Regions from separate parts of the Mus musculus genome. Here region 2 is linked to region 1. A link is a loop called in an ENCODE intact Hi-C map of the cell type or tissue named here. Cell type or tissue: heart. All regions are shown on one strand.

Evidence for each region. A loop is a pair of places that touch in the nucleus more often than their neighbours do. Peaks named below come from ENCODE experiments on the same cell type or tissue, not always from the same donor. Only the 100,000 strongest peaks of a DNase experiment are listed, where the experiment ranks them.
Region 2: it touches region 1 in a loop (2.1-fold over the local background); 4 of 42 quality-filtered maps call a loop at or near these places.

What each region holds. Positions count from the first base shown.
Region 1 is chr3:96,726,169-96,734,168 of GRCm38, forward strand. It overlaps Polr3c (polymerase (RNA) III (DNA directed) polypeptide C), which reads right to left and starts at 1,271. Exons shown (of 15, transcript NM_028925.1): 1 at 1,181-1,271. Rnf115 (ring finger protein 115) reads left to right here and starts at 1,443. Exons shown (of 9, transcript NM_026406.3): 1 at 1,443-1,742. The coding sequence starts at 1,641. In heart, a CTCF peak has its summit at 3,416; a DNase peak (open chromatin) is centred at 1,453; H3K4me3 peaks cover 2,960 bases; H3K27ac peaks cover 2,486 bases.
Region 2 is chr3:96,779,378-96,787,377 of GRCm38, forward strand. Rnf115 (ring finger protein 115) reads left to right here. Exons shown (of 9, transcript NM_026406.3): 5 at 4,271-4,342; 6 at 5,616-5,688; 7 at 6,554-6,647. Among named protein-coding and RNA genes, the nearest start is that of Cd160, 31 kb to the right of the region's middle. In heart, no CTCF peak of the experiment used is centred here; no DNase peak of the experiment used is centred here.

The DNA of each region.
Region 1 (8,000 bases):
TACTGGCATTGACATAAATAATCTAGCATCTATCAATAAATTATAGTATAACCTTAAGAGAGTATACTATGCCAACATTTAAAATGACTTCATACAATATAACTACCATAAAATATTCCTAATGTGTTGTCATTTAGTAATTGCAATGGTCAGATATGATGGTGTACACTGCCTGTAATTCTTGCACACAGGAGACCAAAGTCAAAGAATCAATAGTTCCAGGTCAACCTGGGCACAAAGTGAGTTCAAAGCCAGCCTGTGTTATACAGCAAGACTCTGGTGGGTAATACACCCACCACCCACCAAAACAAAGAACTAGAAAACTAGACATCAAATTTGTTTTCTAAAGCCAGGTATGGTGGTGCAAGCCTACAATTTCAGCACTTAGGAGGTGGAAGTATGAGGGTCAGGAGCTCATGGTTACATATTGAGTTCAAAACCAGGTTGGCTACATGAGATCCTATTAAAATTAAAAAAAAAAAAAAAAAAAAGGCAAGCCATCCTCCCCTATATATGCCATTTATTTTAATGGGAATATATGTGGTTTGTGGTTCCAATAATCTTTAAAGACTGGATTCATCTCGGTATGGTGGCTAACATCTGTATTTCCAGCACTAAAGCTAGAAGACTGTCATAAACTGAAGGCCAGCCTGGGCTACATAATAAATACCAAGCAAATCTGGTCCAGAGTGAGACCTTTAAAAGCAAAGGGGGAGGGAAAGTGCGAATAACTTTCTGTCACAGATACAAAGACCTAAGGCTCATGACCCAGTGGGGTACAACTTATTCCCAAGCCATAAACCACGACTTAGATAGATAAAGTAAAAAAAGAGCTTCTTAGGGTATTTCAATTAGGAGATGAAGTTATGTTCCATTGAGAACCATATTAAATTTTTACATCATGAGACACAAGCAGGAATGGGTGTAGTTGATTTTGAAATTACCTCCCTATCACAAGCTCCAACTCTCTCGAACCTAAATTTTTGTCCCTCTTGCCACAGTGTCGCAGAGAAGACTATTTCACTTAGCCACACACACGTCTTTGGAGAAACATCCTTAGACCAGTTGCCATCCTTGAATGCATTTCCTGGCTCCTCTCCCTTCATGCAAGTTTCTGTTCCGGACTTTGTTTCTTGGCCCTGAGTCAGGGCCTCCTCATTCCGGCAGCGTTTTCACTAACCTCAGGGTCGGGGCTAATTTAGAAGCTCCAAATGTTGTCCTCCCGAGGCCAGCAGCCTCAGCTCATGAGCTTCCCATCGCCCCTTCTTAGAAGTAGAGCACCATCCAGGCGGACGCGGAAGGGTCAGAGCACGGGCCGCTCTAGCCGACAGTGTCGGTGGTTTCCGGGGACGCTCTTTCTCTCCTCTCGTTGGGAGGCTGGAGGACCGGCCAGGGGCTGTCTGAGGTGCCGGCGGGCGGGCTCTCCTCTGCCTTTGGTGCCGGGAGGCGGGCCTCGGGTCGCGTGGCCGCTGGCGGGCGGGCCTCTCGGGGCCGGGCGGACTCACGTGACCCTTGCGGGCCTCGGAGCGGCGGGCCGCCCAGAGGAGGCGGCGACGGCGGTGGCGACCGCAGCACGGGAGGTAGCGGCCTGGGGAGGGACCGCCGGCCGCCCTTTCGGACATCCTCGGCGGAGGCGAAACATGGCGGAGGCCTCGGCGGCGGGGGCGGACGCGGGCTCCGCTGTCGCCGCACACCGTTTCTTCTGCCACTTTTGTAAGGGCGAGGTCAATCCCAAACTACCGGTAAGAGCCCCGTGTGTCCCGCGCTCCGGCGCCGCGTAGGTCCTTGGCTCCTAGGGCTGGAAACCGGGTCTTAGGCTGCCCGCACACCCGTGATTCCCTTGACACCGGTGTTCTCGGTACCTGCTGCCCGCTGTCTCCGGGCACTGGTCGCAAACCCTGGGCATCAGGGCCAGGGTCCTGCCTATCCCTCATTTCCGCGGCGTCTCCAATCAGCCCCTCATTTCGCTTCCGCTCTTTAATACCACCCCCATCTTTTTTTGTCTCCTCGGTGAATTCTCGGGCAAATCTGCGTCCAATTTGCTCTCAGTCCCCTTCCTTGTCTTTTCGCGATGACCTATCCCCTGTACTCTTTCCGTTTTTGCGGCTCACCTACTCTTTATTTTTCTTCCCACTTCTCAACCAGATCCTCCCCCCTTCTGCATCCTCAGTGAGCCGAAATAGCATATTGCTGAGGACTTCTTAGTAGGTTTTGTTGAAGTACAGAAAGAGGAGGTTTGGAAGGTAACAGGGAAGAGGGAGATTTTGTTCTTCAGTGGTTTTTGGGTTCTTGTGAAAGTGAAAATAGCAGTGTACCAATGACTTGCAGACTGCGCTCCCTGTTGCTATCGAAGGAAATGGCTTTGGGAAGAAGGTAGGACGTACTGTCTCAACTTATTTTGGATATCACGTTGCCAGTGTCTTTAGCTCCACTTTCCTAGCCCACCCCCTCCATTTTTTTTTTTTTTCTGCCCAGGAAAACAAAAAAAGAACAGAATGTTGGGACTGCTTTCTCTGATATAAAATTGGCTCTGCCAGGCTGTCAGCCAATAGAGAGGTAGGGCTATGCTTTAAGAAAAGGTTTCTGCAGCATGCTAGCCAGTGCCAGCGCCCCCAATTATAATAAGCCTTTTTCTTGTTCGGTGGCGACATTTCTTAAAACGAGTGGCTATGTCATAATTTATTTTATAATCACAGTATCTTGAATACATGGTGTCTTTCTGTTTTTTGTTTGCTTTTTGCACCAAAGTCTCACCATGTTGTCCTGGCTGTCCTGGAACTTGCTTATTCGGATCAGGCTGGCCTAGAGCTCACAGAGGTCTGTCTGCTTCTGCCTTCCTAGGGTTGGGATTAAAAGTGTGCACCGCCATTCCTGGCTTTGAATACACTCTTAAGAGAAGGCCGACTAAGTTTCTGTGTCATAATTAGCTATATCTACTGTGGGTTGGTTTCATTTGCTGCCTTTGCTTTATGCTGATGTGCTGTCTGCCATATTTCAACTTGGGAAAGTTTTTTCCCCCAGCATATATTAGAACTCACACTCTAGAGAGGGAGTCTGGAATTGAGCCACTGTGTGTGTAAGATCAGTGACATGTTATTGAATGTGATGGATGCCCTGTTTAAAACATTAGCCCTTGGATCTGTAAGTGTGCACTCAAGGATTTGCCTTTCAGAGTGAGAAGACATAATGTAAATGTCTTTTTCTTTTTCTTACCTGAAATCTTCACTTCAAAAGGATAATTTGGTTAAGGCTTTTTAGGTATTTTTATAAGACTTAGTTAGACGAATGGATGATCTTTGCTGGTTTGTTTGTTTTTTTAACTCTGACTCATTGCTTGTTAAGCCTGACTTGTAAGTTGAAGCTTATCAGTGTGTAATATAACCAAAGGCTGCCTGCAAAAGACAGGGTTCTCTACAGGATGCCCTAGCGGTGAGTGAAAGCAGATGTGGTCTTGATCTTAAGGACTGCAGTTTTAGGTTTTTTTTTTTTTTTTTTTTTTTTTTGAAAGACAAGGCAAACATGGAAAAATTAGCAATCATCATGCGTTGTTTAAGGATGGGGACAAGTTCTGAGAAATACAGTTAGGTGATTTTCATCCTTGTGCAGCCTTTGCAGAATCTACTTAGATAAACTAAAATGGATGCAGTGTCACTTGCAACGTAGGTTTGAGGGCTGACCTAGGCCCTCGTACTTGTTAGGTAAGTAAGAGCTCTATCAGTAAACTGTCTTATATAGTTCAGGTTAGTTTTGAACTCAAGAACCTCCTGTCTGAGCCTCCTGTTACTGGAATTACAGGTAACACCCCTACACTCCAACCCCAGCAACCTGACTGTTAGTGGAATTACCCTGTGTAGTCTATCCAAAGTCACTGCAGCAAAATAAATGAGGACAGATAATACATGGTTTCAGTTTCAGAAAGGAAGACATGGTTGAATCGGTGTTATTGGAGACCTATGACATATGAGGTGGATGGAATTAGATTGAATTTTCAAGGATAGGTATAATTTAGCTTGAGAATATGCAAGACCAGGAGGAATTGTAGTTATGGAGTACATCATATTTGATATGAGTACATCATGGAATGGCTAAATCAAACTATTTGAGTTTAACATATATTATCTTCCTCTTTTCAGTTTTTATTTTCATTTGTTTGTTGTGTGTGTTTATGTGTATGAATGTGTACCATAGTGCCACTGGCCAGAAGACAGCTTTTGGATGTTAGTTCTCTCCTTCTACCACATGGATCTTGTGGGGGTCAAACTCAGAGGGGGAGGCTTGGCGAGCCAGCCCTGTCTCACATGATTTTCACTGAGTCTGCTGCTTTAGCTGTTTTTAACGTCTATGTTACTTTTAGTCACTGTGGTGCTCAGTAAGTAGCTAATCAGTGTTGTTCTGTGTTTTCAGGAAAAGGTGTGATAAGGTCAGACTTACTGCTTTTCCTGAGACAGGGTCTCTAGGTAGCCTTGGCTGTCCTGAAACTAGCTCTGTAGCCTGGGCTGGCCTCCAACCCTCAGAAAAATCTTGCCTCTGCCTCCCAAGTACTGGGGTTAAAGGTGGATGCCACTGTGTCTGGCTGTTGTTTTTTGAGACAGAGTTTTACTGCATAAGCCTGGTTGGCCTAAAAAACTCAATATATAGCCCAGGCTGGTCTTGAACTCAGAGATCCTCTTGCCTCTGCCTTACTCCGGTGCTGAGGGTAAAGGTGTGTGGCACTATGCCTGGCCAGATTTAGTTTTGATTTATGTGGGAGCTAGTGGCTTTGATTTTGTTTCGTGGGCATTTTAAGTCTGTAGTCTCAGGCAGTTATCTTGGAAACGTTTATCAGAAAATACAAGTCAGTTGAGTACAAGTCTGTCTCTGTGATCGGTGAACTGACTCAAACACTGCTGTGATTGGTGAACTGACTCAAACCCTGCTGTGATTGGTGAACTGACTCAAACCCTGCTGTGATTGGTGAACTGACTCAAACCCTGCTGACATGGTCTTCATAGGGTTACATCTATAGAGGGCACGTGGGAGGGTTTGAAAAAGATAAATTCTATTGTAGACTTGAATCTCATTGCAGGGACCCAGACTAAGTAGGCATGCATAATTCCTTAAATCGGGTGAATGGTGTGGGGAATCTGACTGTCCTTTGAGGATAAGCAGACTCAATGTATCATGGATACAGTTTCTCATTGTCTTAACTGAGTTCACAACCCTAGTGGATACTGAGAGGACACTGACCCTTGTAATAGCTGGATGTCCAGAACCGTCACTTACTAATGCACTGACTGGACACCACCTTACATTAGCCTTATCTTTGCTTTATGGGGTGGGTGGGCCTGTGGATTGAACTCTAGGTCTCAGACATGCTAAGCAAGTATTCTACAATTGAGAGCTTATAAGGGTCACAGCTCTTGTTTCTTCTCCCTTCTTCTCCCTTCCCAATCTAGGGTGTGTTTGTCACCCCACCTCCCTCTGTCCCTCCATCCTTCTCCCCTCTCCCTCCCTCCCTCCCTTCCTTCCTATATGTTGGAGAGAAGAGTGGGAGAGAAGAGGAAAGGAGAGGGGAAGGGGAGGGGGAGAGTCAGAGGGAGGGGGAGAGAGAGAGAGAGAGAGAGAGAGAGAGAGAGAGAGAGAGAGAGAGAGATTGATTGATTCTGACATAGCTCAAGCTAGCCTCAAATTCTGTATGACCTTGAATTTCTGGTCCTCCTGCCCCATCTCACAAATGCTAGGATATAGGTGTTAGATAAAGCATATGCTGTTGTTACGCCTTGTTTATGTGGTACCCAGGGCCTATTCATGCCAGGCAAGCATTCCATCAACTGCGCCTATTTCTTGATATATTTTTAAGTACTGAAAGGCAACTGCAGTAGCTTATCCAAAGCTATCCCTGAAACTGCCCTTAGGTTTTGTTTATCATTTTTCTCTGGAGGCTACATGTACCTAACAAACTTTAGGGTTCATTACTTTGGACTGAGAATGAAGTATCCCTAATGCTATGTGGTCAGTCATGTGAGCTGAGGTCATTTCGTTTGGTGGGAATGAATATTTCTCACTGCTCTTCCTCATCTCCCCTCTCTTAACTGGTTGTCTTTAATTTGTATGATCCCAAGAAGAGGACAGAAGGTTACTTTAGAAATATGGTACCATGGAATGAGAAAAAAGCATTAAAGGGAATTTAAAAAGAAAAGTATATTCAGTAGCCCTATTACCTCCTTATGCCTCAAAGAGGACTCTCTTAAATGAATCATGTAGGAATTGCTCTTCTAGATGAGTTTTCATATTTATGATGAAAATAATTCTAGCAAAAAGTGGTAAGTAGCATACTTGGGATTGGGGGTGGGTATTTTTGTTTTGAGACAAGGTCTCTCTGTAGATCTGGCTGTCTTGGAGCTTAATATGTAGATCAGGCTGGCCTTATCCTCCTGTCTCTGCCTCCAGAGTGCTGGGATGGTAGAGCTGCTCCTGCATAGTTCATGTCTGTCTGTCTGTCTCTCTCCTTTTGTGAGAAAGGGTCTCACTATGTAGCTCTGGATGTCCTGGAACTTACTATGTAGAACAGACTGTCCTCAAACTCACAGAGATCTGCCTGCCTCTGCTTCCTGACTGCTGGGATTAAAGGTTTGTGCCACTGCCCAGCTCCAGATTGACAGGGTAGAATGACATTTTATGTGTGTGGTGTGTGTGTGTGTGTGTGTGTGTGTGTGTGTGTGTGTGTATCAATCATCAGATGATAGAAGAAATATTTGAAGGAAATTTCCAGAAGCTTTTAATTTATCTCACTATTTTATTGAGAGGCAAATATGGGGCCAAAACTAATAGAGTTACTACACTACAGTGATGGACAGAACCCCACGCAGGACTGTTTGAAGGGGTGTAAAGGTGTGCTTTCTCCCGCATACTATCAGTACCCCATTCTTCTTTAAATTATGCTCTTTCAAGGTGGAGTTCCAGAGTGATAATTATGTAGCAGAGTAGCCTGCTTTGCATTTTGATGAGACTAATGTGGTTCTTAAGTGTTCCATGGAAATCCAGATGAAAGACAAGTCTAATTAAAGTCTGCTGGGATGTTGCTCACCTCTGGCTCATCCAGAAGGGACTGGTGGGCTTCTCACTTCCTAGTTCTCTGTTATATCATCTTCTTTGAGCTAATAAATGTCCTTTTTAGTAAGTAATGCTATCTTATTTGGCTCTTTCCCAGCTACTTACCCAGGTATTAATCATTGTGTTGTACTTACAATGGCTCCAATGTAGGAAAACATTCTGATCATCTCATAATAAGGGGAGCTAAGTGGTGTCCTTCTTCAAAAATTCATACTACTAAACTAGAGGAAAAATTATTGATTTGAGATAAATTTCAAAGATGCTAATCATTGGATTACCTTGAACTCTATTATCTGTGACTTAAAATCTGTACTGTCTACATGATTAGTATCTATCAGGGATAATGTTGGTATTTTGAGAGCTTTTTTATATTTTGTTTAAAAATTGTTTTACATTTATTTATTTATTTATATATTCATTTAGAGAGAGAAAGAGAGTGAGTATGTGTGTGTGTGTCAGTGTGCTTATGCCATGGTGTATGTGTGGAGGTCAGAGGACAACTTGTGAGACTTAGTTCCTTCCTTCTATTATTCAGGTCCTGGGGATTGATCTCAGGTTGTCAGATTTGGTGGCAAGTGTCTTTATATTTTGAGCAATCTTGCTGGCCCATAATTTATTTTTTTGAGAGAGGGTCACATGTAAATTGGCTACTTTCAAACTTATAGTGGTGAGTGGTCTAGAACTTCTTATCTCCTCCTGGGATTACAGATGTACTAATACCACTACCACCGATACCACACTGCTCTTTTGGGATCTTTAAGAAGCTGTAATAGGGGCTGGAGATATGGTTTAATGGGCAGAGCTCCTGTCTACTATGTGCAAGGCCTTGGGTTCAATCCCTACTAACTTTAGCTGGATATGGTGCTGTATGCCTGTATTACACTTGGGAGGTAGAGGCAGGATAATCA
Region 2 (8,000 bases), 53 kb after region 1:
ATAGGAAACCTAAAATTTCTGCTGCTAGTCTTTTCTCCAGTTCTTCCCCAGAGGGACCTATATAGCCTTTTATAAGGGTAACTAACTGTACACTGTAGGAAAGGAAATAATCAGACTTTCCAGGGTCTATTGGATACTGGTTCTGAATTGACAATGATCCCAGGAGATCGATCCCAAGAAACATTGAGGCCCTCCAGTTAAAGTAGGGATTTATGGAGGAAAGGTGATTAATGGAATTTTGACTGATGTCTGACTCACAGTAGGTCCCTGAACACAACTTGTGGCCATTTACCCAGTTTCAGAATGTATAATTGGGGTTGATATACTTAGAAATTGGCAGAATTCTCATATTGGTTCCCTGACCTGTAGAGTGAGGGCTATTATGGTTGGAAAGACTAAATGGAAGCCTTTGGAGTTGCTTCTGCCAAAGAAAACAGTGAATCAAAAACCAGTATTGTATTCCTGGAGGAATTACAGAAATTACTGCCACCATCAAGGACTTGAAAGATGCAGGGGTGGTGGTTCCCACCACATCTCCCTTTAACTCTCCTATCTGGCCAGTGCAGAAGACAGATGGATCATGGAGAATGACAGTTGACTATCGAAAACTAAATCAGGTGGTAACTCTGATTGCAGCTGCTGCACCAGATGTAGTTTTGTTTTATTTTGTTATAGTTATTCTTTCAATTAAAAAATATTTATTTTTTATATCCAAGTACACTGTAGCAGTCTTCAGACACCAGAAGAGGGTATCTGATCTCACTACAGATGTTGTGAGCCACCATGCAGTTGCTGGGATTTGAACTCAGGACCTCTGGAAGAGCAGTCAATGCTCTTAACCACTGAGCCATCTCACCAGCCCTATTCTTCCAATTTAACATCAATTGGTATATAAGTTGAGATACTAAAAGAATGTTCCCAAGGGATATTGCCCCATTGTAAATTTACAAATGCAATCTCAACTGTACATGAAACAGTTACGTCATGTTAGGCATATTGTTATTGTTTTATGTGGACATGAGATATTATTTATGTCAAGTTGACAAGGGGTAGATTGTAGTGGCTATTCCTGGTTGTCAACTTGACTATATCTGGAATGAACTACAATCCAGAATTGGAAGGCTCACCTGTGATCCTAATCTTGAGGCTGGGAGATACAAGTTTCTGACCTGGATCTTGGCATGGAGATCTGGAGGCATAGTGGCTATGAATTCCAGGAGACTAAGGCAAGGAGATCTCAGAGTTCAAGGTCATCTGGGACTGACAGCATTACAAAGAAGCAGCCCCAGTTAGACTTTGATATTGTAATCTTACCAACTTTTAAATAGACATACACAATGTATGTAGTTGAAATAGGCTCAATCATATACATGTTTTATTAATATTTTATATGAACATATCTCTTCATATACATCCAGTTTGTCCCCATCTAGGGGGTTCTCTTAATTAATCCAACAGACATTGCTTTTCCTCTTACCAATGGTTCTTTTAGATGTTGTGCACATAATAGTGAATGCAGTCATGAAAAAGTGTCTTTTTGTGGATTTTAAGTACTAATGAGGAAAAGTAGGCAAAATGTTGAGTGTTGAGCAGTGCTGAGTGTGAGGTAGCGTGCAGGGAATGGAGAGAAGGGATGTGGGAGACATAAAGGTTCCTGAAGGACTCAGCAAAGGCCTTATTGAAAAGGTTAAATAAGTATGTGAATAAACAAAGGAAGTGAAGGACAGAGCTAGAACATGCCCCCAAGGAGATACACCGGTGTGGAGCAGAATTAAGTGAGGCGAGTATTAGGAGATGAAGTCTCAGGGAAGTTTTTGGCTTGTGGCTGGGAAGGTAGATATTCAAACATGCAGAATCTAAGGGCTTTTACTTGAGTGGACCCTTAGGTTTAATTTATGTCTGTCCACTCTGTAGAGCAGAGTAGAGAACTGAGGGCAGGGAGAGAGTTGGAGAGCGACCTAAGAAGCCACTGCCTTAACCTGAGCTAGAAACGCCAGTGACTTAGATGAGAATAATAAAGACTTGCTTGGGTGTAACGTTGAGTATGGGCTACAGCATGTAACAGAAAAAGAGAAAAGGGGGGCACAAGGTTGCTGGCCTGAGGGACTAGAAAAGTGGGGACACTGTGACATGGAAAGCACTAAGAAGAACAGTTTGGAAGAAAACATTGGTGATTTTGTAATTTGGGACATGGTGAGTTTGAAGTGTTTGGAGGTGTCAAGTGCAGGTAGTGAGCAGACAGCACATTTGGCTGGAAATAAAATATGGAAGTTATTGCCTGTTTGTGGTATTTTAATTTACAAAGTTGGATATAAGAAGAAGTCAAGACAAAAGATGGCCTAGTCGGCCATCACTGGAAAGAGAGGCCCATTGGACAGGCAAACTTTATATGCCCCAGTACAGGGGAATGCCAGGGCCAAAAAATGGGAATGGGTGGGTGGGTGGGGGTGTGGGAGACTTTTGGGACAGCATTGGAAATGTAATTGAGGAAAATACGTAATTAAAAAAAAAAAGAAGTCAAGAAAAAAAATAGAATTTCTTGGCATGGCAACCTATACCTGTATTTCCACCACTTAAGAAACTAAGGCAGAGGAATTGCTGTGAGTTTGAAGCCCTCTGTATTCCATAGCAAGTATTAAGCTGTGCTACACAATGAGATCTTGCCTCAAGGAAAAACAAAAAACAACAGAAAGAAAAGGAAAAAAAGAAAACAGAACTCAGAGACCAGGCCTGGGAGAATGAGCCAGGCACACCATGGAACTGTGTGAGGAGTCTCCTGTGGGCTCAGCGTGGGACTCCCCTCTACATTTGTGGGATTATTTTGCTCTTCTGTAGACTAGTTGAAAGTGCAAACTTTTACATACTTTTAACATTTACCTTTAAAAAGAAATTATGTAACCACAAGAACTATAACAGAAAAGTCAGTATAAAGAGTGTGTCTATTAGCTGACGGTAATTTCTGAACAAAACTTACTGGGACCGCTCTGAGCAGTCTCTCTTTGGTACTTCCGATAAAGCTGAGCCAACTTCTGACTTTTAGAGGGTGAGGAGCAGAATGAGAATGAGCCCTGCTAAGGAGGTGACCCTGGCAGACTCGGCATTTGTAACAGGCTGCCTGCAGAGCTTCAGGGGCTGCCGCTGCTTTCTCACTGTTTACCTGCTTGTCAGTTCACCAGTGTGGTAACTGACTCCACGCGCTCCTAGTAAGCAGGAGGGCCTTGTGTGAGTTACCCCAGCCTACATTTGCCGTCTCATTCTTTCTGCAGCTCTGGCATTGAGGAACAGCTTAGCTAGGTGGTTCTGGCGAAGGGTTCCAGTTAGGTCATAGCTAGCATGCCTTCTGTGGGATAGTTATTTGAATACTTGAACTGGACATAGAAGACCTGCTTCTGAGATGGCTCTTTCTCTTGAAAATTAGCAGGAGCCTTAGCTTGCTCACCATATGTGTCTCTTCATAGAGCCCTTTCCCCGTCCCCGTGACTTGGCAGCTCTTTTAGAGTAGATGATCTAATATAGATAGAGGGAGAAGGAAAGAAATCATGATAACTTTTGGTATTATAATCTTGCAAGCCACAGTCACTTCAGTCATATCTTATCTAGAAGTTGATCACTAAGTCTAACCAAGTTTGAAGGGAGAGAAATATTGGATAATTTGTAGGCATATTTGTCTAATAGTCTGATATTGGCTGATAATCAACATAACTGAAGTTATGTTGATTAGCTTAATGCCCCTTTAAAAAAGGAAATGGGTCCAGAACTCCATTGGGGCAGCATCCTTTGGACCCTTTCTCATCCTGGTGTCAAAGATCCAAGGAAATATTTTGAAAGCCACATCATAACATCAGGTCATTTTCTAACCTAATTTAAAAATTTTTGTTAGTCTAAAAATTGCAGAACTCACAAAGAGCAACAATGAACAGATGTACCATAGGTAATGGACTGATTTCTGTTGGTGTCTTTTGTATAACAAGCAGTGGAAACTATTGGAGTGTTGATTGTTGTCTAGTCAGCCACAATTATCTGTGGAATACTTTTTTTTTTAAAGATTTATTTATTTATTATATGTAAGTACACTGAAGCTGCCCTCAGACACTCCAGGAGAGGGAGTCAGATCTCGTTATGGATGGTTGTGAGCCACCATGTGGTTGCTGGGATTTGAACTCCTGAACTTCGGAAGAGCAGTCGGGTGCTCTTACCCACTGAGCCATCTCACCAGCCCTGTGGAATACTTCTTATGTGCTATTTTATCTCACTTTTCCTCTCTTAACAGAATAATACAACAGATCTTTGCAGGATTCTTTGCAAATTCTGCCATTCCTGGATCCCCACACCCCTTTTCTTGGTAAGTGACCATTCTTTTTCTATATTGCATTACTTGAATAGTACCATTTTAGGTGCTAGCATTTCTGTACCATATAGAAAGAAAACTTGCATAGGTGAGTATGTGGATGTGCCTGGGATATTGGATTACTTTTTTTTTTTTTTTTAACCAAACCAAACTCAGTCAGAACTCAGTTTTCCTTGTTGATGTTCAGGGCAGCTGGCCTGGTCCCCTAAGATGTTGCTGTCATGCCTGGTTGTTTTCTGTCTTGGTTTGAGTTATATTGGGTGGGGAATGAGATGGTCCCTGCCAGGCTTCGGATCTGTTTTGCAAGTTTTTCTTATGGACCACACAGAAAGAATTCCTGAAGTTGAGATCAACATATCATTTTATCTTCTTTTCTTTTTTTTAAACATTTTTTAAAAAGATTTATTTATTTTATATATCATGAGTACACTGTAGCTATCTTCAGACACACCAGAAGAGGACATCAGATCCTATTACAGATGGTTGTGAGTCGAGTCACCATGTGTTGTTAGGAATTAAACTCAGGACCTCTGGAAGAGCAGTTAGTGCTCTTAACCACTGAGCCATCTCTCCAGCCCTACCTTCTTTTCTTAAAGTAAGAAAGTTTCTCAAAAAAACAAAGCCACACTTAGTTCAGTTTCAGTGACACTTAGGTATGGTAGGGCTTGCAGACAGTGTCTTCCTAAAGCCATCTTTCCTGCAGTTATTTGCGGTTTCTAATATTGCCACAGAAGGACTTTCTGTCCAGTCCTTCCCTCATCTACTCCACTTTACAGCCTCTGGTAACTTTAGGTGTGGCCTAGCTAGAGCCTGTGCCTGTCACCCAAGGCACTGCACCAACAGCACCAAGAAAGAAGTCTGGCCAAGTCCCTTTGTAAGTGCTGAGCCACGATTCACAGGAACTGTTGTGACTGCTTTTCTACCAAAAGTCCTTACTGTGCAGGGCACATGCCGCCTCTTTGAATGAGGGAAGTCTGCTGTAGATTTGGGCCAGCCAAAACACACTTTAAAAAAAAAAGCACAGAGTGCTGTAGCAGCTAGAGGGTATCACATTTTGTTCCAGCTAGGGAAGAAATTGTTGAGAATAAAAGCATCTCTCTAAATAATCTGTTTAACTTTTCAAATACAGAGACTTTGCTTGCCTCTGGATTGTAGAGGGCTAGTGACTTGGAGCTCAGAGAGAGCAGTACTCCACTGCTAGATCCACTGTATTCTGGCAGAGAGCCTGGTCACCCACCTAATCCTGTCTGTCTCATCTCCCGTATAGGAGCGGGATGCTGCACTCCAACCCTGGGGACTATGCCTGGGGTCAGACAGGCCTTGATGCCATTGTAACCCAGGTGAGGAGCTGTCTTTTTGAGAGGGTGTCTGTTTGATGTGTCTCATGGTTCCACAGACTCCTGCTACTTTCTGAAATGTTAGTCACTCTTCTCTCACAGATAGTGTGAGCTTTTGGGTTTCTGTTTTTACTAAGAGGATGGATGGGCTATGGGCATCCATAATTTCCATGTTCCTACTAGGCATCCCAGGATTTCTAGAGGATGACTTTACCACTGGAAGAAGTAAATACTTTTCCTGTAACAAGAAGTTCATTGTAATTTGTCCTCTTGTTCAGTCCTGTGAAAAACAGACATTTCACGGAAGAATAGGGTCTCCCGTGTTAGCAGGGGTTTCTGCCAGACCAAGCAGAGTAGAGGAAGGAAGCAGAGATGAGAGCTTCCCATGCAGTATAATGCTTCCACTTGTTTATGCTCATTGTTACCTGATTGGTTTTCATTTTCCTGTGGACTGTTGAGAATAGAAAGCACGTTGTTTATTTCTAAGTGTTCTCATAGTCAGTAATATATCCATCTCTTGGCTTTTTGCTGCTTTCCATACTCCCACGCCTTCCTTCTGACTGAATAAAAATTCTAATCAGTTTATATTGGTTTTTATTAAGTTATAATTTTATCCAGGACATCACAACTCTTTTGGTATCTTAAATGTGCTTTATGCCCAACTTCAGTTACGAGTCTTCCTTATAATCATGACTTACACTGGTGTCACTCTGACATTGGAAAGCAGCTCTGAGTGTTCCAGCCCGGGTAGGAGTCCTGCACAAGTTAAGAGCAGCGAGCATTCTTAGTGCCTTACTGTCTGTCCTCAGCTGGAAAGGCTCTCCCCAATTACGGAGCTAATGAGCATTGCTGCATCTTCTTTTTGTAGCTTCTAGGACAGCTGGAAAACACGGGTCCCCCTCCAGCCGACAAGGAGAAGATCACATCTCTCCCAACAGTTACAGTAACTCAGGAACAAGTCAGTAAGTTTACTTTCATATTTGTTCTGTCTTCCTATGACATCTGATCACTCAGTGCATTTCTCTTCTAAAGGCATGGTTCCCTAACATTTCTGTCTGACTACCAGCTATGGAGGACCTAGTTAGCATACCTGCTTTCTAGGTCCCACAAGAAATAGGTAGTTGTCTGTACAAAACTTGATTATAATTAGTACAAGAACTTACTATTGGAACCAAAACTCACTAAGTGATTAAAAAAGCTGTAGAAAATAGTGTTGGGCCTATGATCCCATAGGAAGAAGACAGATATGAGGCTAGGATTCATTTCACATGTAAGGTCCAGTCAGGTAAACAGAGACATGGTTTGAAAACTTTTTTACCGCCTAAAATTGAAACTTGTCTTGCAGTTTGAAGGTGTTCTAAACAAGCCCCCCCCCCCCCCTTTCCCTATCTGGTCAGACTGTCTCTCTGCTCTTCAAGTCAGAGACCATTCCACATCTAATAAAAGAATAGTTTATATCAACAAACAACACAGCCCTGCTGGCGTTCTTCCATGACCTCATCCTTCTGATAGGGGGTCCTCAGATGGAAGAGCAAGGGTGTGAGAGATCTTTAGGAAGGTTCTCCTGGAAATATGTTAGATGCAGTGAAGAGGAGAGAGAACAGAAGTGGGAATTGGGGAGACTCTACCTGGAGTTCAGATTGTGTTCTAGTGATGGTTGCAATGCTGACAGAAAGGAAAAGACAGATTTAGAGGTGTGATTTTCCGATTGTCATGGAGGCACACAACTTTAATCTCAGCACTATCAAGGTAGAGACAGGAAGATCTCTGAGTTCAAGGCTGGCCTGGTCTACATAGTGAGTTCTAGGCTAGCCAGGACTACATTGTGAGATAAGCAAGCAAGCAAGGAAGAAAGAAAAGTTCAATTTTAAAAAGAGTTAGTTTTATTACTGATTACATAGTAAGATGAAGGAGGCAAAGGATTATTAAAGGTGATTGTAAGGTTCCAGAGCTTTATAAAGGCAGCACTGCCACCATCAGTGATGGACAATCATGAACTGGCCCTGGGTCTGCTGAGATGCTGTGACAGTTAATTCTGAATTTATTGATTTTGAGGTGCTAGCTGAGAGTCCACGTAGAACTGAGTGGGACTGTCTTGAGGTTGGTGTTAGGGGAGTCAGCTGGTGTGAGGTTTTGTGTGTATTTGGATTGCTAGAGTTAGAGTTGGGATGCTGCCTGGAAGGCTGTTGGTTGTCGCAGCCGTGACGTTGAGTGAGAGCTGGAGTTAGGATGAGGGATGGGAGGGAGGAGAAGGGAGGAAGAGTCTCTTAAGGGGCAGTTCTCCTCAAATGCTTCCTCCTTGATCATCATCAGGG